Regions from separate parts of the Homo sapiens genome. Here all the other regions are linked to region 1. Evidence: chromatin loops called from intact Hi-C (ENCODE). Cell type or tissue: endothelial cell of umbilical vein. All regions are shown on one strand. Region 1 overlaps LOC124904185 (a long non-coding RNA gene). Region 2 has its middle 190 kb from the start of LINC01755. Region 3 has its middle 150 kb from the start of MIR4422. Region 4 overlaps LOC124904186 (a long non-coding RNA gene). Region 5 has its middle 250 kb from the start of MIR4422.

The links. Hi-C counts contacts between places; a loop is a spot of excess contacts. Peaks named below come from ENCODE experiments on the same cell type or tissue, not always from the same donor. Only the 100,000 strongest peaks of a DNase experiment are listed, where the experiment ranks them.
Region 2: a loop joins it to region 1, with 10 times the contacts of the local background. A loop is called at or near these places in 2 of 110 quality-filtered maps.
Region 3: it touches region 1 in a loop (4-fold over the local background); 6 of 110 quality-filtered maps call a loop at or near these places.
Region 4: a loop joins it to region 1, with 3.0 times the contacts of the local background. A loop is called at or near these places in 5 of 110 quality-filtered maps.
Region 5: it touches region 1 in a loop (4-fold over the local background); 2 of 110 quality-filtered maps call a loop at or near these places.

The regions. Positions count from the first base shown.
Region 1 is chr1:56,409,395-56,414,394 of GRCh38, forward strand. It overlaps LOC124904185 (a long non-coding RNA gene), which reads right to left. Exons shown (of 2, transcript XR_007066106.1): 2 at 773-3,133. Among named protein-coding and RNA genes, the nearest start is that of LINC01767, 3.1 kb to the right of the region's middle. In endothelial cell of umbilical vein, a CTCF peak has its summit at 2,261 (motif pointing left); a DNase peak (open chromatin) is centred at 2,337; H3K27ac peaks cover 1,219 bases.
Region 2 is chr1:56,135,255-56,140,254 of GRCh38, forward strand. No RefSeq gene overlaps it. Among named protein-coding and RNA genes, the nearest start is that of LINC01755, 190 kb to the left of the region's middle. RefSeq lists an enhancer at 152-241. In endothelial cell of umbilical vein, no CTCF peak of the experiment used is centred here; DNase peaks (open chromatin) are centred at 297, 657 and 2,977; H3K27ac peaks cover 1,783 bases.
Region 3 is chr1:55,372,904-55,377,903 of GRCh38, forward strand. It overlaps the pseudogene MTCO2P34 and the pseudogene RN7SKP291. Among named protein-coding and RNA genes, the nearest start is that of MIR4422, 150 kb to the left of the region's middle. In endothelial cell of umbilical vein, a CTCF peak has its summit at 2,949 (motif pointing right); no DNase peak of the experiment used is centred here.
Region 4 is chr1:56,299,939-56,304,938 of GRCh38, forward strand. The region is part of intron 1 of LOC124904186 (a long non-coding RNA gene); the gene reads right to left. Among named protein-coding and RNA genes, the nearest start is that of LINC01767, 110 kb to the right of the region's middle. In endothelial cell of umbilical vein, no CTCF peak of the experiment used is centred here; a DNase peak (open chromatin) is centred at 2,073.
Region 5 is chr1:55,476,194-55,481,193 of GRCh38, forward strand. No RefSeq gene overlaps it. Among named protein-coding and RNA genes, the nearest start is that of MIR4422, 250 kb to the left of the region's middle. In endothelial cell of umbilical vein, a CTCF peak has its summit at 2,715 (motif pointing right); a DNase peak (open chromatin) is centred at 2,828.

The DNA.
Region 1 (5,000 bases):
CTCAATCCAGTTCCCGTTTGTGCCTCCACCTCCACTTACAGTCTCACTCTTACCACTTAGGATTTTAGCCTCTTCATAGGGGAACTTCGTTGCCTATCAGGAATGTCTGGAATTTGTCCTGCCTTCCCCCAACTACTCATTCATTTCCTCACCAAACTTTATGACTACCTAATGGGTGCCAAGCTTTGTGCTAGGACTCAGAGATCAATCAGAGACAGCAGACCCTGATCTTGGGGGAGCCACACAGCCTGCCCCAAGGCCTCAGGTGGGGAAAACAGACTGGAACACAGACCATAACCAATAGCTATTATAACACAGCACTACAATGCTGTGTTATAGTAACTATTATCATTAGAATCTTTATATAACACTTGTTATATACCAGGAGCTGTTCTAAGCACTTTATATATGTTAAGCTTAATTATTACAACTTATCTATATGAGATAGGTTAAAATTATCTCTATTTGATTGATAAAGGAATTGAGGCACAGAGCAGTTAAGTAACTTGCCCAGGATAGCACAGTTGGTAAATGGCAGAACCAAGATTTGAACTGAGCCTCCTTTACACTCTTAAAAATGACAGGATTCTAAAGAGGTTTTGTTTATGTGGGTCATGTCTAGTAATATTTATCAAGTCAGAAATTAGAGAACTTTTAAAAACATTTATCGATTCCCTTAAAATAACAGTAATAAATCTGTTACATGTTAATCTAAATAATAAATTTTAATGAAAAAAAATCCATAGCAAAATTAGTAAGAAGAATGCCATTGTTTCAGGTTTGCAACATCTTTAATGTCTGACTTATTAACATACAAAGCAGATTCACATATATTTTGCATTCAGCCTATTGTCATGTGTTATTTGATTAAAGGATATGAAGAAACCTGGCCTCACACATCATGAAGTTGAATAAGGGAGAAGTATTTTAATAATCTATTCAGATAACTGTGGACATTCCTCTTTGATAGTACACCAAAACTTGACAAGTGGTGGATTTTTAAAGGGTCACTGCCATGTGGAATCTGAAACCAGCTCACAGTGAAGGATACAAGTTTTCCAAAATCCCAGTTTTTCATTTGAACTCTCAAATTTTATAATTGGCCGTACATACTGTCATTTGTTTTCCTTGAAGTAACAGCTCTGACTTCATCATTTAAATATATATATGTGTGGGTGGATGTGTGTGCGTGTGTCTGTGGGTGTGTGTAGGTGTGTGTGTGGGTGTGTGTCTGCCAACTACCCATGGCTGAATAACTGCAGTGTGTCTGTCAATCGTTCTTTCCAGGAAAATGGTTTTCCATGGAGAAAATGGCTACTTCAGCTCCCAACTCACTCACTCACTCTGGTGCTTTTCCTTGAGACCACCACTGTGCTTTTGTAGGCAACAGAAAAGCTTTACCCATACTCTTATCTCATCACACCAATCATTAAAAAGACAGGCCAGACACTCGAAGGCTGAAGTTTAATAAATTTGATCATTTTTATTGCTTCGTCAAGGACATTAAGTGAAACTGACTTTTTTCTTCCTACCGTGCACATGTGGTGGTGAATAATACAATGATAACTACTGCAGTTTGCTACCACTACCTTGATCCAAACTAAAGCACCAGCTGTTTACCACTGTTGCTTTTACACCATCAGTTTAAACATCAACCAATGAAAAGGGAAAATTACATCTTAGTAGCATTATAAAAATAGTTCTGATCTCATGAACCTCTAAAAGTACCTCAGGTTCCTCCAGGGTCCTCAGGCCACGCTGAGAACCATGGCTCTATACTATATAATCCAGGATAAACCTGGGGCTATGTCAGCTTCCTCACTGATCAAAGTTCAGATTAAAGCCCAACCCTGAGCCCAGAGGCCTTGGGATCTGGACAATCTTTCTTTGGCCAGCCCTTGTCCCTCATCTCTCAGAGCTAGGCCGAGTCTCTTGAACTCCAAGCTCTAGCTTAGATTCTCACTGAAGACCATCTTTCCCTCAAGTCAGACCAACCATAGGCTAGACAAAACCTCAGTTCACCTCACCCTTAAGACACTCATTAGACTTCTAGCCACTCAGGGAAAGAAAAGAGAGGAGAACTCCCATCTGGAGCCCTTACTGCGTGCCAGGCATGACATTCTTTAATTCAACTCTCATCACCTCCACTCTGCTAGCAAAGAAACTGAGGCTCAGGGAAGCAGGGTGCCCACGCAGATCTGTCTGACATGAAAGCTAAGCCGTGGTGCCGCCTTCTGGTCAATTCCCACAGTCTCATTCCTGGCCCTGCCTGGACTTCCTCCCCTTCGTGTCTGCTGGCTGGTAAGGTTCCAGCATGCCTCACAACCAAAATTTCCTGAAATGAGAAAATTCCCAGCACCAGCGGTTTTAATCATCCAGTGTCTGAATTCCTAATAGTCACAAATCACTCAGATGTTGGAAACTATGAGACACACCACTCTCCGGAACAGATCATTGATAAAGTCTGAGCTGGGTTCACTTCTGCCATTGTTGGAGACCAGGCGGCGCAGGCTCTCCTTTGGGGAGTATTTCCACCGAAGCTGATGGTTCGTCATCTCTGTCTGTGTTCCGCACACGGGAGTTGACATCCTCTGGCCCCTGCCTCTTCCTCAGCACCAGGGGCTCCCTGGAAGAGCCAGGGCCCATTCAAAAAAGTCACAAAACAACTCCCCAGGATGTGACCAGGATAAGAATCACATCCTAAGATTCAGCTTCAGGAAAGTTTATCCCAAAATAAACCCAACACTGAAGTAAATAAAGCATTAGGAATATTTTGGGAGAGCAATTTCACAGAACTACAAAAAAGGAAAAAAGATGCTATTGTCAACAGCCTTTGTTCAGACATTCTGTATTTCTGGCACATCTTGTTAAGTGGCGGTTTTGTATCTGACATTTATGCAAGGGGGAAATGACCCATGTTTATGAAAATTATACCATTTCTTCTAAGGGTAAGAGTGTCCTTTAAGCACTGGTTTGAGATAGGCAGAGAGTTTGATGAGGATTCAAGGTTGTGATGATTAAAGCCAGGGTAGGAGGAACATGTAATTTGTGCAAAAGAACCCGGAGAACAACAGCAAAGGGAGAACTCTGTTGAATATATACAAAGGGGACGCTGCTTTGCAGTCTTGTTTCCCTAGGAGGAAGAGGGAACACAAACAGAAAGTTTTTATGATTTCACAGAACAAGAGAAGGCTCAACACTTGGCATAACAAAAGGTAAAATGTTTGGGATAATGGACACCAACTAAGCCTTATCTCCACTTGCACATTCAACCAAAACAAACAGATTCTATTAGTATCACCTTCACTAACGTGATTGCATTCATCCATTCATCCAATATTTAACAAATACTGTGTATTATACCCCGCTAAGCATTGGGAATGCCACAGTGATGAAAACACAGTCTGTGCCCTCGAGAAGCTCCTAGGACAGCAAGAAAAACAGATCTGTGAAGAGGCGATGATAAGAAGGTAATGAGTGCTCTAAATTTTGGTGGGAGGCCGGATGTGGTGGCTCACACCTGTAATCCCAGCACTTTGGAAGGCCAAGGAGGGCAGATCACCTGAGGTCACGAGTTTGAGATCAGACTGGCTAACACAGCCAAACCCCATCTCTACTAAATATATATATATATATATATATATATATATGTATTAGCTGGGTGTGGTGGCATGCACCTGTAGTTCCAGTTACTCAGGAGGCTGAGGCACGAGAATTGCTTGAACCTGGGAGGCAGAGGCTGCAGTGAGCTGAAACTGCACCATGCACTCCAGCCTGGGCAACAGAGGGAGACTCTGTCTCTAAATTAATTAATTAATTTAATTAATAAAATAAAATAAATGTTGATGAGGAAGTAGGAATCCAGGGAGACTTCCTAGTGATAATGACACCTGACCTCAAAATCCCAGAGAGGATGGTGGCTGGGGTTTTCACAGAAGGAGATGGATGCTGATGGTCATTCCAAAGATATCAATCAACAACTTTCTTCAGTCTTTTATCTTCAGTGCATTTATCACTCCATTTAAATTTTCCAGAATTGGTAAAACTTCTATGGGTCTTAATTTAAATATGATAAGCAATAACTTGTTACATTTGACTTAGGAAAACTGCATGATCCAGTGGTGACAAACCACAGGTCTGGGGATAGGCAGACCTGGGGTTGAGTTCTGCCACTACCACTTGCCAGCTGTGGGCACATCACTCACCCTGTCAGGTCCATGCCCACCTCACAGGGATGTTACTAGAAATAACATGAGGCAATTGAAGCATCTGGCACCTAATAACATTCTGTTCTTCCCCTAGGATCCTGTGACCACATCACAAACATCCCCCAGTTCCACGGGTGACTGTTTATCGTAACCCCACAGCCTTCCTTCAACCCAGCTGCTACCATCTCTCACCTGTACTATGTGATAGCCTCTGGACTTTTGTCCCCACTTCCTGCCTCATTCCGCTTTGGTCTGTTTTTCACAAAGCAGCCAAAAATGCTTGAAAATGCGTGGTGCTCATGCCTTTCCTCTGCTTCACACCCTCCCACGATTCTCCCTTGACCTCTGATAAAGTCGAAACTTTAGAACAGCTTTCATGGCCTTAATTGTTCAGCCCCTGCTCCCCTTTCAGCCTGGTCTGCCTCCCGCTACCCCATTCCACTCCATGCTCATGTTTGTCCACAGACTTCTGCCTGGAACACCATCCCTGCTGCACACCTCTTCTGCATGCTAATGCCTCTCCCTTCTCAGTGCTTCCTGGAGGAAGCCCTATGCTTTGATGCTTCTTCCAGGAAGCAACCCATGATTTCTGACCACCACAACCACGCCAAGCAACACTGGATTCAGTGCTCCCTCTCTGTCCTTCCTACCTTCTGTTTTTTCCCCATTTATCACAGTCTGTTACAATCTACTTCTCCGTATCCATCACTAGATAGTCATTTCTTAGGAATAGCTTTTGAAGCTTTTATCCCATATCTGACCTATTTTGAATGAATGAATAATCTCACAATG
Region 2 (5,000 bases), 270 kb before region 1:
GCCAGCTAATTCAGGCGAGGCAGTTTCTTCTCAAGAGGCTAAGAAAGGAAGACAATTACCTTTCTGGTGTTCTCCTCACAGCTTACCACCAAGAGCCTTCTGGGGATCTGGCATGTTGAAAATGCTCTAGCCGGTTCTACCTCCCTACCTTTGGTCATTTTCTTTTCCTGCCTGGCATCCTCTCTGACCTTTCCCTTAACTCTTATCCATAGTTAATGTTCCAGCTCATTTTACACCTTCTTTCCCACAAAGCTTTCTGCCTTAGTTTGAGTTACTCAGAAAACAAAAGCCTGAGTCAGAGACCCAGATGCTGGTCATTTACTTGAGAACAATCCCAAGAAGCAGAAGTGAGAGTGTGTGATGAGTGAAATGGGAAAGGAAAAACCAATATAAGGTATATTGTCAAGGTCGCCATTGCCAGGACCTCCTGAGAAATGTAAGGCATGCCTTCCACAATTATCCACCAGTTGTATAGGAAACTGGAGCATTTATCCATAGGCTTCTTCACTCCTTGTTCCCCTTCCCTTGTTCCTGAATGAGGGTTGCCCCCACAGTACTGTCTTAGTTTATTTAGGTTGTCCTAGAAGCAGAGCCTGAGACAAGGATTCGAGTGAAAGTCATTTAAGAGGTGATGCAAGGAAGCACCTGTAGGAGAGTGGGAACTTGATAGTGTGAAGGAAGGAAGCCAATCAAGGGTGTGAGAGCAGGCAAGTTACCACTATAGGCAGCTGGAGCTGAATCCTGCTGGGGAGCTGCCAGTGTAGAAACATGCCTCAGATTTATCCCTGCAGAGAGATTGGCTGGAGGGACTTTATCCACCACTTTCATAAGTCATCACTTGAGGTTTATGCCATGGGTTGGGGGTGGGAGTTTAATTTCCTGGCACTTCCTTCATTCCCAGCATATAGACAGAGTGGGGTCTTGCTGTCAGAGAGAGCCTGCAGGCAAAGATTTACAGCTACTCACCCATTGGAAGTAAAGTGTATAGACTTTACTCTCTACAAACTAGAAAACATAGGTGTAACATCTCCCCCAGGTTGTGCCCTCCAGCAGGCTGAAGATGCTCCCAGGGTCCTGAAGGAAGAAGCTGAAAGACAGGGACTCTGGCAGAGGGAAGTGATTCTGAACTGCCTACAACTGTAGTTGAAGTTAGAGGTGGGTGAAGGGCAAGGGCAAATGGAGCACCAAGGGTGTGTCTAACACCATCACTGACTATGCCAAGCCACACTGATTGTTTCTGTCCTTCCTCTGAGCACCCTTTTTTTAGTATCCTTAGACATGCATAGGTTGCCCTATATATACATGTAAGTTGAGCACTTGAAAGTAGAATGCAAACTTTTGGGATTAAGGCTCTGTGACTTAGCCTTTTTAGCACTTAGCAGAAAGTTTTGTATCCAACTATAACTGTCTACTTTTGCAAGAAAATTGAAGCATTCATCATGATCTCCCTCCCTCCCCTATCTATAAAGTTATCTTCATATTTATGTTATATATATGAAGTTACTTCATATATATGATGTAAGATATATATATATATATATATACACATATATATATATATATATATATATATATGAAGTTATCTTCATGTCTTACATCTGTTACTCCTATCTTGGAAATAACAAGAAAGAGGTTTCTCCTTTCGCTGATTAAGGTAAACCCATCTATCTGCTCATGTTTTCTATGCCATTGATTTCACTCCTCTTCTGGGAATCCTCACTCCTTTAGTTATCTCTTCTTGCAAATTGTCTGTGTAGCAGGTATGTGGGCCAAGTGGTGGTCCTGAAATCTGGACCATCCTACTCCATTTCTTCTTTGCTTGAAGCCTCAGAGTAGCTGAAGAAACAAACCCTTGGGATAAACTGCAGGATCTGTAGTGAGCAATCAGCTGTGGCTCTACCAGGGCAACCAAAAAACCTGCATTCCATCTAGCTTGGCAAGGGACTCCATTCTGTATGATCAATTGTGTAATATTAGACTGGGAAAGGGGGCACCTGCTTTCTCCTTCCCTTCAGTCCTGACAGGGTGAGGAAAAACAGAGCTCGTGGGATAGGAATGAAGCGTGAAAATGCCCTAGTCATGCCCAACACACGTTCTGTCCTCAGCTTCCCTCTCTAATTCCAAGGCCTGCCATTCCCTAATACCCAGCTTAGCTTTCAGAAAATAAACTGCTCCTTGTCAAAATCATTTGAATTCCTTTACAATATAGAACGTTCCTGTTGACCTCCATGGAATCTAGAAAATTAAATGCCTCAAAGATGCGGAACATGGATTGGAGAACTACAATAATATTTTTGCCATGTTTTCTGCCTCCTGAAATCCTTTTGGGAACATAGTTGGAATAAATAACCCTACATAACTTAAAAACAATTCATTCATGGCACTTCTCTTGACCCATTCTATCTTTTCCCCCTGTCTGATTCCTACTTCCCTTCTTGCCACAGGCCTTCATGTTAATGAGTTTGAAATATGTCCTTAAATATTTATGCTTACTTGTAAAATATGTAGTGTTGGCTTGGGTGTGTATATGTCTTTAACTTATATAAATCATATGGTATTATAAATTTCATTCTGTGTCTTTTGTGACTCAATGCTAGAGATTTGGGAGGTGAAATGAGGTAGTGTTTGTTTAATCTTTTTTTCATTTGAAACACATCACACATATGAAAGAGTGCATGAACTTTAAAACCCTCGTGTATGGTCATCCCTGATATCATCTCCCCCTCCACACTAGAGGAACTTTTTAAGCTAAACTTAATGTTAATCACTTTCTTTTTTGTTGTTTTGTCCATTTATTTTTCCTGGTCTCGGACTTTATGTAGTGAATCATACAGAATGTATTCCTCAATGACTTGCTTTTTTGGCTGAACTTTTTTTTAGATTTATCTATGTTGCTAGTATAGCTGTGGTTTATTCATTTTCATTGGTGTACAATGTGCTGCTATACCATACTTTATTTATCTGTCTACCACAGGTAGACATTTGGATTTGTTGCTGTTGTTGTTTTTGCTATTCTGAATAACGCTGTTTTAAACATATTGACCTTGTTTTTGTGTGCAGCTGGACAGAAATTTATCAGTGGAACATATCTAGAATTGGCTGTGCTGAGTCATAAGGAGTGTCACTCTTCTGTTCTAAGCAAGGCAAAATTACGTTCTAACGTTAGTATACTCACTCACACTCTCTCCCATGGAGTTTGATAATTTTCTTCTTCATATTCTTGGAAATAGTGACATTGTCAAACTTTTTATTGTCAACCTAGTGGTCATAAAAAGGTATTCAATGTGCATCTCCTCAATTGCCAATCAGCTTGAATATCTTCATAACTTTATGAAACACATATGTTTTCTCTTATGTAAAAGTCCTGTTTGTATTTTTTGCTTATTTGCCCTTTAAGTTTTTGATCTTTTTCTTAAGAATTTTTAGGAGAATGTGTGTGTGTGTGTGTGTGTGTGTGTGTGTGTGTGTATGTGTATTATGGATACTAATCCTTTGTCATGTATATATTACAAATATCTTCCAGCTTTGGATTTTAATTTTAGCCCTGTTTATGATATCTTTAGTAAATAGAAATCTCTAATTTTAATGGGATAGAATTGATCAATTGTGTGTGTGCTATGTTATGCATAAAAAATTATTAGCCCAGTATGGTGGTGCGTGCCTGTAATCCCAGCTACTCAGGAGGCTGAGGCAGGATAATCGCTTGAACCTGGGAGGTGGAGGTTGGAGTGAGCCGAGATCATGCCACTGCACTCCAGCATGGGTGACAGAGTGAGACTCCGTCTCAAAAAAAAAAAAAAAAAACTTTTTTTTCTTGTTGTCCTTAAGATTTTTCTATGTAAATCAAATGCTAAAATGGTACACCATCAAGGCCTTATTCATGTTATTTGCCTTCTCTGAAACTTGATTTGTGAAATAATTTTGTCCCGAGGGTTTCATGGGGGTTACATGTAATAAGAGTGTACGAAAGAGCCTAGCAAAGTACATCACACATAATTGGCACTCAGTATATGTTAGTTCATCCACTGGAACATAGTTCTAGTTCTATATTTTGAGGCTTAGGTATTTGCAAGTAACTTAGTTTTTAACAGGAAATATTTAGTCCGTGTTATTTATATGCTGGACATTTTGTAAATGTTTTATTCTTCACAAACCATGTAAGGTAAATAATATTATCATTACCATTGTACAGAAGAGGTAATTTAGACTCAGAAAGAATAAGTTACTTACCTTGGGTAACACACACTAAAGGGCAGTGCCATTATTATATTTGCTATATGCCTTTCTACCTAGACTGTGAAATACCTTATGGGAGGATCTGCATTCAAAGAATGGCAAGAATCCTATAGCGCTGGAAAATAAACTATATCTGTAGGTGTGTGGTGTGAATTTGAGGATGTGGTAAACTGGAAAAGATAAAAGTGGTCTACTTATTGCTTTTCACTTTGCAGAGCATATAATATGATTTCCCATGGTACATATCCTCCATTCATTCCCTCAGACCTGACTCAGAGTCTCTTAAAACCACCCATTCCCCTAAGTGTCTACCTTGAGCCCACTGCCTTCCTGATTTGCATCCTAAAGACAGTTGCCCATAATTTAACTAACCACATTGTTCCTCTCCAAGGAATTCCACATCCAGTGGAACATTGCTCCAGTCGTAAGGTAACGGGACGCCAGAGACTATCTTCCTGTCAGAATCTTGAGTCACCCAGGGCACACGTGTCAACAGGGTTTAAAGCTTTGTTTGTTTGCCTCCCCAGACAGACGTTGAAACAGAATCTCCCACCACCAAACTGCCTAGACAACCAAGCAACTCAGTAACCACTTACTAAAGCTAACAGTCTTTTGGCATTCAGTTTCCCACCAGATGAATTATAGCATAGTGTACAGTGAATTCATTCAGATCACTGAATGTTAAATGTGGAGGCCCTTAGTAATTACCTAGACACCATTGTAGCAGGAAGGGAACAAAATGCAAAGAATGAATGCAAGCAAAT
Region 3 (5,000 bases), 1.0 Mb before region 1:
ATGAATATAGAACATCTTCTGATGCAATTGATGCGAATTGATATTTCTATGGGGAGGATTACTTGATTATCAACTTCAAGTAGCCACAGTTCTCCTGGTTTTAAGTCTGTTGTAGGAATTACGGACGAATCAAACTTTAGGTCTCCATAATCTGTGTATTCATAGCTGCAGTATCATTGGTGTCCTATAGTTTCGATGGTAAGGGAGGGGTTATAATTTCATCTATTATATATAATATACATAATGATGAAAGAGCAATTAAAATTAAGATAATGGCAGGTAAAATAGTTCATACCATTGTGTTTGTGTGAGTTTTAGTTGTTAATATCAGGGAGATAATGTAAAGTACTAATGAGCTCATTAAAAAAACAATTATTAGGGTGTGGTCATGAAAGTGAAGGAGTTCTGTGATAGGTGACATAGCATCTTGGAAGCCTAATTGAAATGGATATGCCCTGAAGATAGAAAGGGTTCTAACATGTAAATTAACTTTGGCAAAGTTATATGATTATTTTACTATAGTAACTCTTAACCGAGAAAGTCATCGTAGTTACGAAGTTGGCTTAAACCCAGTTTTGGGAGGTTCAATTCCTTCCTTTCTCTTCTAGGCTTTCACATAAACAGGTTCTTCAAATGTGAGATATGGTGGCAGGGAGCTGTAAAGTCATTCTAGGTTTGTAGTTGATAGTTCAACTACTGAAACATCTCGTTTTGAAGCAAAGGCTTCTCAGATTATGAAGATTATTAAGCTTGGCCTCCCAGCTAACTTTAGTAGACAAGTCCTGGAGTGGTTTCTGATTGGCTAGGTTTGGCTATGTTTGGCCTTGCCCATATCCAAGCCAATCACTGTGGCCAGGAGAGAATATTATGATTGGCTAGGTTTGGCTATGTTTGGCCTTGCCCATATCCAAGCCAATCACTGTGGCCAGGAGAGAATATTTTGATTGGCTAGACTCAGGTCACATGCCCTCAATCTTGTGGCTAAGCGGGTAGAAGACTGACTAACAGCCCCACTTAGATTTCATGGAATGGAGCAGTGCATTCTTTCTCTTAAAAGAAAACCAAGGAGTTACGCATGCTCAGCAGAAGGAGTTTGGGAAAGCCTTTTGGGAAGAAACAAACCTGTAGATACATACTAACTCCAGCTACATGAGTGGGTAGCAGGCAATTTGGCATCATACAGCTCACACTTTTATCATCACAGAATTAGATTCAGGCCCTGACAACCCTTAAATTCTATTCTTATGAGTAAAGAGCTCAGAACGAATGGCACTGCACTGAAATTCAAGAGGCCTGCAATTGTCCATTCATTTTGAGTAATATGAATCAAATGAATGGCAAGATTGGCTGTTATTCTTCTCTGCTCTTGGCCTCAGTTTACTCATGAAGGGGTTGATCTTGTCACCAGATGTTCTCTCAAAGTACACTTCCTCTCTGACATCCCCACCCACTCCAGTGCCCTAGAATTTCACCCCAACAGGCCCTGAGCCAAGCTTACGTAGCACCAGCAGGGCTCAGCACTGTCTACCTACCTGGGGAGGCTGTCTCTGAGCTGGCTTGTTGCCTTAGAACTGATAACTAGGGTGCTTGGGGTGAGCTCCTGAACCCCAGCCTGCTCCTATCCTTGCCATGTTGGCCCCATCTCTTGGTTGGGTAACAAACTTGTTTCTCTCCATCTTCACCAAAAGAACAATTAATCCCAAAGATTTGAACTGATAGCATGCTTTTATAACTCACTGAATCTGGTGTCAACGAGGCTCTGGCCCTTCTTCACGTAGCTTTAAGGGGAACCACTTGGAATGCCCACCCCAAAGAAGAAGCACATCCGCAAATAGTACAGAGAAAAGGAATCTTCTGGGCTTTAGTGCCATCCAGGCTGATTTCTTTGTTTCAAGCCCTGCTCTCTCCTTCATCCCATGTAAAAGCATTGTTTGATCAGATTTTTTTCACCATTGCAACCATTCCCCAGTTGCCATTGGCTTCTTTACTGAGCAACATCTGTGCCCTGGCCTCCTCATTCCTCTGAAGAATGCGCTTTTGATGGGTAAACAACAATTGTAGCTTGTTTTCTCTAGTCCCATGGGACTTGGGGTTATTCAAGTTTAGAGATACACAAAGACTTTATAAACACCGGGGATTTATAGCCACGATTGGCTGTGATTGCTTTGTTAGCTCATAGCACATGCTGGGTGTGAGGGCCTGATTCCGGGTTGGGCCAAGGAGCCTGAGCTGCGTCTGCCTCAGACACCTGTAGAAGATGAAGTTCAGCAGGAGAGAGGCAGTTACTCATCCTCCTGGCTCTGCGTCCAGTGACTTCACCGCCAGAAAATCAGCCCTAAGGCCCTTGCCTAGGAGCAGGGCAGGAGAGAAATCGATATTTCAGTCATTGCCGACACTGCCAGCAAAAACAGAAAGGGAAGCGAGGGACGTGGACATTTTCTGAGTACCTAACTTAGAATTTTGTTTCAATTTCACAATGTCCTAGTGAAGCCACTATTATCCCGCTTCTGTCTAAGAGAAGGAAACAGGCCCTATTGTGCAGGAGTGAGGCCCTTTTGTGGACACACATGTGGATTAGTGCTGAGCTCTGCCTATCTCTGGTCCTCTCCCAGTGCTGCACCTAGAACTCAGAGGGCAGGTGACAAGGCACTGGGCTGAAATGAAGAGGCCACGCAGTGTGTCCAGCGAGCCTGGCACTGCTGGCCCTGCTGGCCCTTAAACCCACTGCTCCAATTCTTGGATTCTGGTTATTAGCCCATAAACTGGAGCAATTAGGGATCCTGAGGATCTGGTGGGGTGGGAGAGCAGGGAGACAAAAGGCAAGGGGAGCTGGCAGGGGATGCGTGCCAGGATGCCCGGTGCCCCTCGCCCACTGTGGGAAAACAGGGCTCGTTTCTGGAGCAAACCCAGAGAGGCTTGCTCTTTCTTCTCCACACCAATAGGGGGCAGCAGAGAGCAGTAAGCATCTAGTCTTAGTTCCCCAGAAAAGCTCACTTTTGTTCCATTTCTTCAGTTTGTGATTTGGGCAAAGTCATTCACTTTTCTGGGCCTAAGTTTCTTCATCTAATTGGGGATAATAAACCCTTCACAAGGCTTTTGAGGCAATAATTAATCCCAAAGATTTGAACTGATAGCATGCTTTTATACACTGCACCTGGAGTTAGTGAAGCCCTGGTCCCTTCCTCATGTAGCTTTAAGGTGAACTACTCAGAAGGCCTACCCAAAAGAAGAAGCACATTTGCAAATAGTATAGGGAAAAGGAATCTTCTGGGCTTTAGTCCTGCCCAGGCAGTCTAGGCAGAGATCATGGATTTAAATCACTTTGTACATCAAATATAGGTCCTCTTAAATTTTAAAGCTTCTCAGGTCTGTTGTCTTGTACATAAATTTCCTTTAAATTCTTTCTAGAAGTAAGGAGACTAGGAAAAATCAAATACAAATAAAAATGAAGGCATGATTGTTGTAAAAATTTACCTGATAGTTGTTTTGAGAAAACAAATTTTTTTTAAAAAAAATCTTGGAATTATTAAAAACTTCTTGGAATCATAATTGGAAAGGGAGTGACATTCATTCACTTGAGAAATGCCTACTGATTGTCTCTACATGCAAAAACAGTTCAGACACAAAAAGCTCCTGCCCTCATTGAGCTTCCATTTAAGTGGGAGATGTAGGCCTTGATTGCTTGAATTTAAACATGTGTGCATGAGTGTACCATTAAGTTTGGAGATTCTAGCAGGGGAGTGCAGCTACTCATATATCCTTGACCAAAGCCTGGTCCTCCTCTGCCGGAGATGGTCGTTCTCTTTGACCGAGCACACAGCTTTGGGAGGGACTCACATGGAGCGGTGAGGGAGGAAGGGGACACCCGCCTAGCCAGCCAGGTCAACCAAGTCATCCCTGGCAATCAATGGGGTGACAGATGTCACAGCCAGATCACCCCCTCACATCTGAGTGTACCCTTAAATTATTTAATTTTTTAAGTGTTAATAAGAAAGACTGACCACCCCAAGAATGTAGATAGGGAGACCTAACCCAGAACTGGAGAGTCAAAGAAAGTGATGTTCAAGCTGAAATATGAAAGATGGAAGTGGAAGAGGAAAATATGAAAATATGAAAGAGGCAGTGGAAGAGGAAAAACTGTTCCAGGCAGTGGGCACAGCAGGTGCAGAGGCTCCAAGGAGGGACAGTAATAAGGAAGGGTGTGTCCTGAAATGCCAAGAGTACACCTCACCTAGACATAGACATTGAATAGTCATGACTTTTCTATCTAAATGTGGAAAAATGACCACAGAAATATTGGGTAGATTGAAAGTATAGAATTTTATTTTTAAATATTCATTGCAGATCAAAATTAATATCGTCAACTTTAGGATCATAAAGATGTATTTAGTGTAATTTTCTATGCTCATATGATAATATTTGGCATAAGGATAATGAGTTAGTGGAAACTGATTTTCAAGAAAAATTATTTAAGGACTATACTCTTAAAACGGAGTTTTCCTCTTGAATTTTCCATTCTGCCTCTCCTGACCGTGATCTCATCAGTGGCCCTGATTTGCTTTGTGACCTGGTCCCAGTGTATTTTTCTATATTTGTTTCTCACCACTCTCTCCTTTCACTCTCTCTGTTCTACACAATTAGGCCCCTGCGTGTTTTCCTCAGGCCCTCACCTCCCAGCTCCCATACCCACAGCCTGACCCTTCTCCTGGCTTACTTGTCTGTCTCTCTCTTACCTCCTGAATGCGATCCCAGCCATCCTGCAGGCCCATGAAAAACGCTACCTCCTCCTTCCTGGAACCTAGCATCGTATGCCCAAAGCACACTCCCTGTGGCCACTTATGACAAGGAGCACATGCCTGTCTCACATCAAGGTCATCTCTGTCTGTACCTGTCTCTCATTAGACTGTGAGTCCCTTCAGGGCACAAACCACATTAACTTTGTGCCCCCTTTCAAGACTTAGTACAGTGTGGCTCACACTGTCATGCATGTCACATCTAGT
Region 4 (5,000 bases), 110 kb before region 1:
CTGCTTGCTGGCTTTCCCACCCATGCTGCAATCTCTGCACCTCTCCCTCCCTTCTCCTTTTCTAGAGAGAAAAACAAACTCCTCTCACTTTCTCAGGCAGAGAAGCTTGACTGTTCTTTTGTTGCTGAAGCTCTTGCTAAAACTTTTATTCCAAAATAGTTTATTGAGGGTTTTGTTTTGTTTTGTTTTGTTTTTTTGAGACGAAGTTTCACTCTTGTTGCCCAGGCTGGAGTTCAATGGCACGATCTCAGCTCACCGCAACCTCAGCCTCCCGGGTTCACGCGATTCTCCTGCCTCAGCCACCCCAGTAGCTGGGATTACAGGCATGCGCCACCACGCCCGGCTAATTTTGTATTTTTAGTAGAGAAGGGGTTTCTCCATGTTGGTCAGGCTGGTCTCAAACTCCTGACCTCAGGTGATGCGCCCACTTTGGCCTCCCAAAGTGCTGGGATTACAGGTGTGAGCCACCACTCCCGGCCTATCGACGTATTTTAATAAAGAAAGATAAGGCTGGGCTTGGTGGCACGTGCCTGTAATCCCCACTACTCAGGAGGCTGAGGCAGGAGAATCGCTTGAACTTGGGAGGTGAAGGTTGCAGTAAGCCGAGATCGCACCACTGCACTCCAGCCTGAGAGAGCGTGAGACTCTGCCTCAAAAAAAAAAAAAAAAAAAAAAAAAAAAAATTCTGGGTCTAGCCATTAAGATTAAAAATTCCTTTTTTACTTCATTACACAAGTATCCAGAGGCAGTATTGCATGGTAGAAAGCGTAGTGAGCTGTATATGTTGTCTAGCTGTGTCATCTTGGACAAACTATTTAAGCACAGTGTCCTCATATGTAAAATGAAGACTGTAATAGTACTAAGCTTATAGAGTGCTATAAAAGTTAATGTAAAAAAACTTAGAATATTGCTTGACACATGATAAGAGCTCATCAATATTATTTATCACTTTTCTTAAACAAGTTATTACTGCATTTTCTATGAATCTTTCTCCTGCTCCTAGGACTTTGTCCCACTTGAGTCACCTACTTAAAATGCAGTCAGCATCTATAAGGTATTACCAAGAAGATGTACCATTTTGACCTCTGGAGTTCATTATTGTGAAAAACTTCTAGCCGGTGACATATGACTGGAGACAATGATGTGAGTATACAAAAGTAATGCACTGGCAGTATAGCCTCATAATTTGGAGTCACATGTCCTGGGTTCAAATCTCAACTATGAAATTTACTTGTAGAATAATCTTGGACAAGCTGCTTGACCTCTCTGAGCTTTGGTTTTCTTGTCTCATAAATGCAAGTAAAAATAAAACTTTACAAAGTCAAAAGGATAAAGAGACATACACTGTAGGAAAAAATAGTAGATGCCTAATAGATGGTACCCATTCAATAAATTCAATGGTGGTGGTGATGATGGTGATAAACAAACAGCATAAAATATATGTTTAAATGGTAGGGGTCCCATTCAATGATTTTCACTTGGGAAGTTGTATACTTATCTTAATGATATTACGAGCTCCCAACTCCTATTTACAAATGATCTTTGGAACAGCCTGAGAATATTGGTCACCCACAATGTCATCAACAGCAATAGCTATGAATAAGATTTTGACATCTTTGTTTAGTTCATATTATTGTTATATATTATTGAATCATTTTATATAGACATTTTATATCCTATTTTTTCACTTAACGTATTAAAAGCATGTTCCTGCACCTTTAAACTTTTTGTATATTCTGTGTTAACAACCACATAATATTCTATTGCAAAGACCTGCCATATTAATTTAACAACTCTTTTGTCACTGGGCATTTAGGTTGTTTCCAATTCTTGGTTATTATAAATAATGCAGCAATGGATGGTTTTGGCCAGAAGGTTTTGTCTGCATTTCGGATTATTTCCTTCAGCTAAATTCCTAGACATAGAATTCCCAGGCCAAAAACTATGAACTCATGATACATAGTGCCATATCGTTATCCAGATCCTCCACATATTTGAAGACAACGATCATACTCCCAAGTCTTTTCTCCAAGATAAACACGCACATATCCCCTATCACTCCTCATATGACTCATTTCCCAGTGTGGTCACCATTCTTGCCCCTTTTCCTCTGGAAGAAAGCACAAACTCCTAAGCTGGCATTCAAAGCTCTTCCACTCTGACTCAACTTCATCTTTGCCCCTTCATCTCCTGTAGTACCTCACCTCCCTTGTCAGGCCCCTCCTCTCCTCTCAGTCGCTGCTCCCTACAAATGCCCTGTTCCTTCACTCTGCCATTCACTTATTTACTGTTCCTTCAGTCCAGGATGCCTTTCATACTTTTGATGCCTAGGAAACTCCATCTCATCTTGCAGTACAGAGCTCCAGTGCCGCCTCTTCTTCTTCTTGATCCCTTCTTCCCTGCTCCAGGCAGAACTAACTTTTCTGTGCCCCCTACTCCTGTGCCACTTTGTACAGAGTGGTCAGGGCCCCACCATGAAATGACAACCTACTCAAATTTGGACAATGCAAACAGGATTTAATAAAGGATGATTTAGGAAGATGTGTGCAGAATGTAGAGAAACCACAAGGAATAGCATCATACTCAAATGCTAGCAAGGCTTTTAACATCTCTACACCTGAAGGAGTAAGGACAGGAGGGGTTACTGGAATGCAGAAGGAAAGAGTTTTGCGGAGAGGGCCACCTTAAGAGAAGCTATGACTTCCATCAAGGAACAAAATCAGCCGAAGGTAACACCTCAGGGAAGCACCCAAGGGAATAAATACCTTGACTTCACTCTCCTCTCTCCTTTCCATCTCCCTCTTGTGCTTCTATGAGCAGAACCCAACTAGACCCAGAGCGATAGGAAGCCCATCGGAACAGTCCATACAGGTCATCCCCCCTGGGGCACAGAGCATGGTGAAGGGTGGAGAGAATGATTTGAGGAGCGAAAGGAAGAGCCCCAGCTCGCTGTATTAAAGCTCATTACCCTGTATTATAGTTAGTTGTTGGCAGCTGCACTTCACTCTCTGGACTAAATATTTATTGCCCCACTCACCTCTAAACCACTTTCTACACTGTAGCATGACCATGTTGTTCTTCCACTAATATGATTCAGTGCTCCACCGTGTCCCCTCATTGCCTACAGAGCCAAATATAAATTAATTAGCATGACTAATGCCCAGAGGACTTGGCCCTTGTCTTCCCCCAAGCCACCTCTGCCTTCCCTCCCACTTCACAATCCAGCCACATGAACAACCTGTCATTCTCCAAACACAGAATGCTCTCTAAAGGGTCTATGCTTCTGTCCTGAACATACTTTCCCCACTGGAAACTGCCTACTCATTCTTTAAGACCCAATGCGAGGCCTACTTCTACTATAAACTTCCCCTGCCTCTTCCAGACAGACCCTGGGGCTCCTTCTCCAAAGCTCTTTTGCAGCTTATAGCACTTTATATTATAGATGTTTATAACTCTGTCTCCCCAAATAAACCATAAGCTCCTTTATGGCAGGGGCCACGTCTTATTTCATCTGTTCCCCTAATACCTGGCAAAGTCTCTGGCACATAGTAGACACCCAATATTAAACTAATGAATGAATCATTAGGTCAGATATTTGCAATTAATGTGGATTCCTCACTTGTGCATGTGTTTTTCTAATGTATGCTTGTTTCAATGTATTCACTTCTTAAGCATGAGTGAATGACAGAGAACAGAAGCTTATATCCTGGGCATTTCAGCATCGGTTGGCACTGGATGCCATCTGCCATTGGTAGAACTGCTGCATGAAGGCAGGCATCCTAGAGAGGTCAAGTTGGAGACAGTCCACATGTAGCCTACCCATTGTGTATCCATTTGACAGACCTGTTAACAGGTAACTTGCCAACAAGCCCTTAGGAGCTCTTCTGTCTGCTTCCTAAATCCATTTTGGAGCAAAAATCTATTTTATTAGCTGAAGACAGAATAGACCAATTCCAAATATTTGGAAAAGCTTAATCTTGCAAATTAGCTAGCTGTCCTCTGGCCACATGGTGGCCACTTGTGTGGGAGGAAAGTAGGCCCATCTCAGGACAGACCTTTCTCTGTTTCTTGAGAAAACACAATAAAACACCCTTCCTCTTTCATCCACATCTGGCGGCTGCAAAAACAGTGACCCATGGAATTCACATTTTCATACTTGACTATGGCAGGCCAGTGTCCAGAGGTTATTCTTGCTGTGTTTATGAAAGAGTGAAGCCTGTCAGGATAAGAAGGCTTCTGATAGAGTGCTTATTGAGAAAACATGCAGAGGTTTCTGTTTCCCCAAATTAGAGAGGGAGCTTATGATAAGAATCCTTTTCATTAATTTCTTCTCCTCAACTGCTTCCCTGCTGTCCTGTGGCATAATTAAGAGCCTTGAGGTTCAGCCTTGTGAACAAAGTCCTAGAGAAAATTCCCCAAAGAACAGCTTAGGGGATCCTGTCAAAATTTTACAAGACTTCAAGGAAATCATATTATACCCATAATAGGGCCACCATGCTAAGAGAACTGAAAAGAATTTTTCTTACCACCATTTTTGGCTGGAGATGTATCAGTTCATCATGCTCGTATTATAAACTGAGTGCTGACTGTTCACTCATCTTCCTTGGGTAAGCAGGAATGGCCTAGAGAGATGAGAATGGCACCTTCCAAAAGTTCCAGATTGGAGACTGATCCATCCCACAATGAAATGGCACATCAGTCTGAATAGGATTCAGCAAAGAAGTTATAAGGACAAATAAGCAGACGGGGGGAAGTGATGAGACAGAAGGTTCCAAGTGGACAATGGAAGGGATTCTTGGGCTATAGCATCTTAGAAGCACTAACATCTAAGTGAAAACTGAAAGCCAAGAAGGAGTTGGTCAGTACAGAAGGAGAAACACCATTCTAAGCACAGGGAAAGTCCTAAGTGAAGGCCTGAAAGCAAAGATGTCTGGGTGGGTTGGGGTGCTGCAGTGAGGTTGGGGAGGTAGAAAGAAGTCTGACACATTGGGTACAGGGTA
Region 5 (5,000 bases), 930 kb before region 1:
TTAATGCCCATGGCACACCTAAGAGGTGGATCTATTACTATCTCCATTTTAGAGAGGAGGTAACTGAGCACGGAGAGGTGAAGTAACTTACTCAATGTCATGGCACTGGCAAGTGGGGGCAGGTTGGGAAATCTGGTCCATATACCACAAAGGTCTTCCTTCTGATCACTCCCTCTATAGAGCTGCCTCACGGGAAGTGTGCAGGTGAAGCTGGGGGACATCCAAAAGAAGACTGAGGAGGCTTGCAGACCTGGGAGGGGAAGGAGGGTGTGGCAGCCCCAGAACCCTGGGTGTCACTGACCGGTCAGTGTCTGCAAGCTTCCTTCTATTGTCCCCCTGCTGTTTTAGAGCTTTCAATTTTGTGTTCCTTCCCAGCTAAAAATAAGATTTTGTTTGCACACAGGGCAAAGGCCCTGGGGCCCTCCTGAGAAAATGTGCAGAGGAAACAGGACATGGGGTGGACAGCAAAGGCAAGAACGTCAACTCCATAGCTGCAAGAGGCTAGAAGCACGGAGCGGGAAATGGCACTTCCCTTGTGTTTTTATGTTTAGCTGGGGTTTAATTAATAACCGGCAAACAAGTCTATAATTAACTTGACTCCCCTTTTGGCCAGCCAAGGGAATAATAATCATGTTTTTTTTTTTTTTAAGTCCTTGGTGTTGCTGGAAAGATGGGAGGGAAATGGGGCTTTAAGTGCTGCTTGCACAATAATGAAAGCTCTGCGTAGCCCTCACTGCTCCCTCTCCCTTGCAAATTGCATTATTTATACCAGATGTTGCATTAAAAGAAGAATTACTATACTTCAGGGCTTAAATTATATATGCCTGATTTATTGCCTTTTTTCAGTTTTAAATGCTACCTTGCAGAACCTTGCTGATAAATGATAGCTTATTATTTTTCAGAGTGCTTGGGCTTATGAAGATTTTGAGAGAAGGAAGGGGTTAACTCTTTCCAGGCTGGACCATTTCCCTTCATCAGACGTGCACACTTCTGGTTGTTTTTATTTTTAATTGCTGAAGTGACATGCCAAAATCCTGTCTTGGCTCCTTGTACCTCAACGATACAGCACAAACTTCTCAGTGTGGCATTCAAGACCTGCCTCTGACTTCCCTTTCTAGCTCCCATTATTTTCTTTTCCACACGCTCTGCTCCTGAGTCCTAAATGATCTGGCCCATGTCTACCCTACCAGCCTCATTTTGTGTCCGTCTGCCACCCCTGCCTTCTTCTAGCCCTTTGAACATCCAAACTCCTTCCTGTCTTGGGGACTTTGCACATACTGTTCCCTCTGCCTGGAACTCTCTTCTCTCCATCCTTCCTTTGGCTAAGCATCTTCCTTGTTTCAGCATGAATACCATTTCTTGACCCCTAATATTTATTAGATACTCCTGTCATGGCGCCAAGAACTTTCTCCTTCTAGCACTTTCCAGAGTGTATACTAATTTATTTATTTGTATGATTATTTGCCTGGTTCCTCCACTGCACCATGAGCACTGTAAGGCCAAGGACTGACCCTGCTTATTCACCAGAGTAATTCTGAGCTGCACGCAGAGCCAGGCATTGAGGCACAGTATTTTCATTGAACAAATGGCTGAGTGAGCAGCCAAGCTGCTTGGCCTGTCCATTACACACTGCTCAGCACCCTCCTCTTCATTATTTCTGCCTCTGACTTGGGGAATCTGCTCAAGGGCTTGGGCTGGTCCTTAGACTATGAAGATGACTTTGCCAGGCACTGAACTGTAGACAGTGTTCCAGACAGAGGGAACAGCAAAAAGAAGACCCAGAAGTGCTAGAGAACAAGGTGTTTTTGGGACCGTGGTTCATATAAAGGCTCAGTATAGTTGGAGTAGAGGGTGTAGATAGGCTGCAGAGGGAGAGGAGAGCCTAGGCCTCAGAGGACTTTGCATGTCATGCTGAGGAGTTGGAGTTGTATTCTGTGGCCTATGGGCAGCAAACAAAGGCTTGGAAGAAGAGAATGCCATGATCATCTCCAGATGCTAGAAGAAAATAATCTGGGCCAACACCAGGGTTCATAATCCTGGTTAGATTAAGAAGGAGAGCAATGCTTCAGAAACATACAAACTCAACTCGCTGCCTGCGGAGAAGATGGGGTGCAGTTCCCAGGACTGGCTTTCCTGGGTACCACACGGACTCCCTGGGAGACACCAACATTTTAAAACCAAGGGTGTCTATTTCTACCAGCTAACATGTACTGGCTCTCCAGGCATGGATGGAGGTGCTTTTCCCTCATCTCAATTCAGTTTTAATAGGTCCCAGGGGGAGTTGCAGATTCATGAGCGAGGAAGGCAGGCAGAGAGAAAAGAAGGTAGCTTTTGTTGAGGGCCTACTCCGTGAGGAACAAAGCACATGCCTGGAGCAAATACTTTCTCTTTTAATTCTTCCAACAATCCTGAGAAATAGGTGTTATGACCCCCGTTTTTATAGATGAGAAAATGAGGCTTAGGGTAGCTAGAAAATGTGTCCAGCTAGTGGCTGGCAGAACCTTGGTCTGTTTATTCCCACTCCTGCTGTTGCAACTTTCCCTGGCCTTTTGCTTTACATAGCACCCAGAGTACAGTGATTCTTTGGTATATGTGCTGTTGCTCTAGTAGACCGTCAGTTCATATAGTGCTCAGTCGGCACTGAGGATTTCTTTTATTAGGTACTCAATACATGTCTGCCAATTGGCCCAGTAGCTTCTAAAATGTACAATTAACCCATCAGTCACTAGAGGGCATTATAGATTTATAATGTGGAGTGAAATTAAGAGTTACAGATGATTTCATTCACCCAGCTATTGTTTCCTTCCTTCCTTCTTTCCTTCCTCCCACCCATCAATCATTCACTTATTGACAAAAAAAATTGCTAAATGCTTTACATGTACTAGGCTTGGGACACTGAGTGAAAAACTGTCAAGTTGCTCATTGTTTTTGGCACATCATGGAGGGGAAGGCCCCAATAGGGTTAAATCGTAAAAACACATAGCCCTTCACTCAGCCTGGGAGTCAGAGAAGACTTCCTGAAAAGGCAGTAACTGAGCTGTGTTTAAAAATGGGTTGAAGTTAGCTAAGTGTAGAAGGAGAGACAGAAATGTACTGTAGGCTGAAGGGCTATCACAGGCAAAGTCCCAGGAAAAGAGAAGTAAAGAGCTCTGGGACTGCAAACAGACTAGAGTGGATAGATGAAGGGTCAGAGATGGGGCCGAAGATGCGGCTGGCAGGGCCTTGAATGGCAGGCTGGGGACTTTGAACTTGCCCTGAAGTCTTTGGAAGAGTCTGAAATGATTTGAGCTGAAGGTGGGAGAGAAAATGAATTCTTTTCACTCTGCGTCTTTGGTTGTGTAAAAGAAGAAAATATGACACCCCCAAATATGACCATAGGAGATCAGAATATGCCTCTTTGGCATAAGGATTATTTTGAGCTGATTGTTTTGCAAAATTGCAGACACACTCTGAAAACAGAGTAGAAGTTACCCCTTTGTAGGGGAAATTTATACCGATAAAGAAAAATCTCTATTTGCAAAGGTGTCTCCTTCTCTGTACCAGGAGAGAAAGATGCATCTAAACCACTAGAGACTCTTACCAATAGTGAAAGCACTGACTTATAAACCTGCATAACAAACCTTAGCAAACCTTACCCTTGCTTACTATGTTTTCCTGGGCATCTCCCCATAACCAGCCTTCCCCCTAGCATTCTTTGTTTCAACAAACCATGGTATTTAAGCCCACATTCAAAGCCACTTCACTGAGAGTCACTCATTTCTCTGTATCTCTCCCGTGGATACATGAAGCATACATGTTGTCAAACTTCTGTTTGTTTTTCTCTTGTTAATCTGTTTTTTGTTACAGAGCTCCATTCTAATCAAGAACTATAAAGGGTAAAGAAAAAATTGTTTTTTCTTCCTCTTTAGTTCCAAAGCAGAAAGTAAAAAAACTGTAGATAAGACCAGCTCAAAGGCTACATTAATCTATCCCAGAGATGATACTGGCCTGAATTAAGTCAGCAGATAAGAGGATGTAGAGAATTGGATGGAATTAAAAGATTTTAAGGAAGTAGAATGGGCAGATCTTGGTGACAAGTGAGGATGAAGGAGAGAAACTGCCTTTGCAAAGATTAGGACAGCAAGAGAAGTCTAGCATGGCTGATTCCATCTTGCCCCTTGCCTCACAGGCTGGCTGTCCTCACTTATTCCTGAGTGTAGGCCAAGCTAACCATGAAAGGAATTTAGTTTATAGTTTAACTTTAAAGAGAGGATGATAATAGTCTCTCTCTCAAATTGATCTTCTCCTTGTTCAGGGACTGAAACAGCCTTTGTAAGTAATGAAAGGCCACAAAATTAAGATTATAGGAGGGGTGTGAATTCTTCTAAAAATAGATGTAGTTAAACAATAACCAGCCATTGCTCCGTAACTTGTGTTTCTATAATCCCTTGTTGCTCAGGAGTCATGTGGCCAGATGTCACAAGATTTGTGACTTCCCAATTGCTCCTATAAATAACGTCACTATTGGAAAACCTAAGATTAGTCTTTTGAGATGTTTTTCAGACTTTTGCATTCTCTCAACTGACTGCCTCCCCCTGGATCCAGGACTCATGATTCAACCCTACCAGAAGGTGGACTCAGTTTTTGGTTTGAATGCCTGAGTGGATGGAGGGGACATTCCCTGGAGTGGAGAACATGGAGGAGGAGCAGAGTCTGGAGGAAATGCCAAGTTCAATTTTAAACATGCTGGATTTGAGCTGCTTCTGGCACATCCAGGTGAAGATGTCCAACAGGCAGCTCCATAGACAGGCTTGGTGCTTAGGAGAGGGCTCTGGGTTGGAGAGACTGTTGTTGAGTCACAAGCACATGGATGCTTTTTAGAGACATGGATATGGATGTGTCCAAGTAGAATTATTAATAGTTTTTGAGGAAAGAAGAGCTGGGAGTTGAAGGAAAAACCTTGAGGAGACTTAGCAGTTAAGGATCAAGACCTGAAAAGTTGAGTCTAAAAGGGTGGAAGA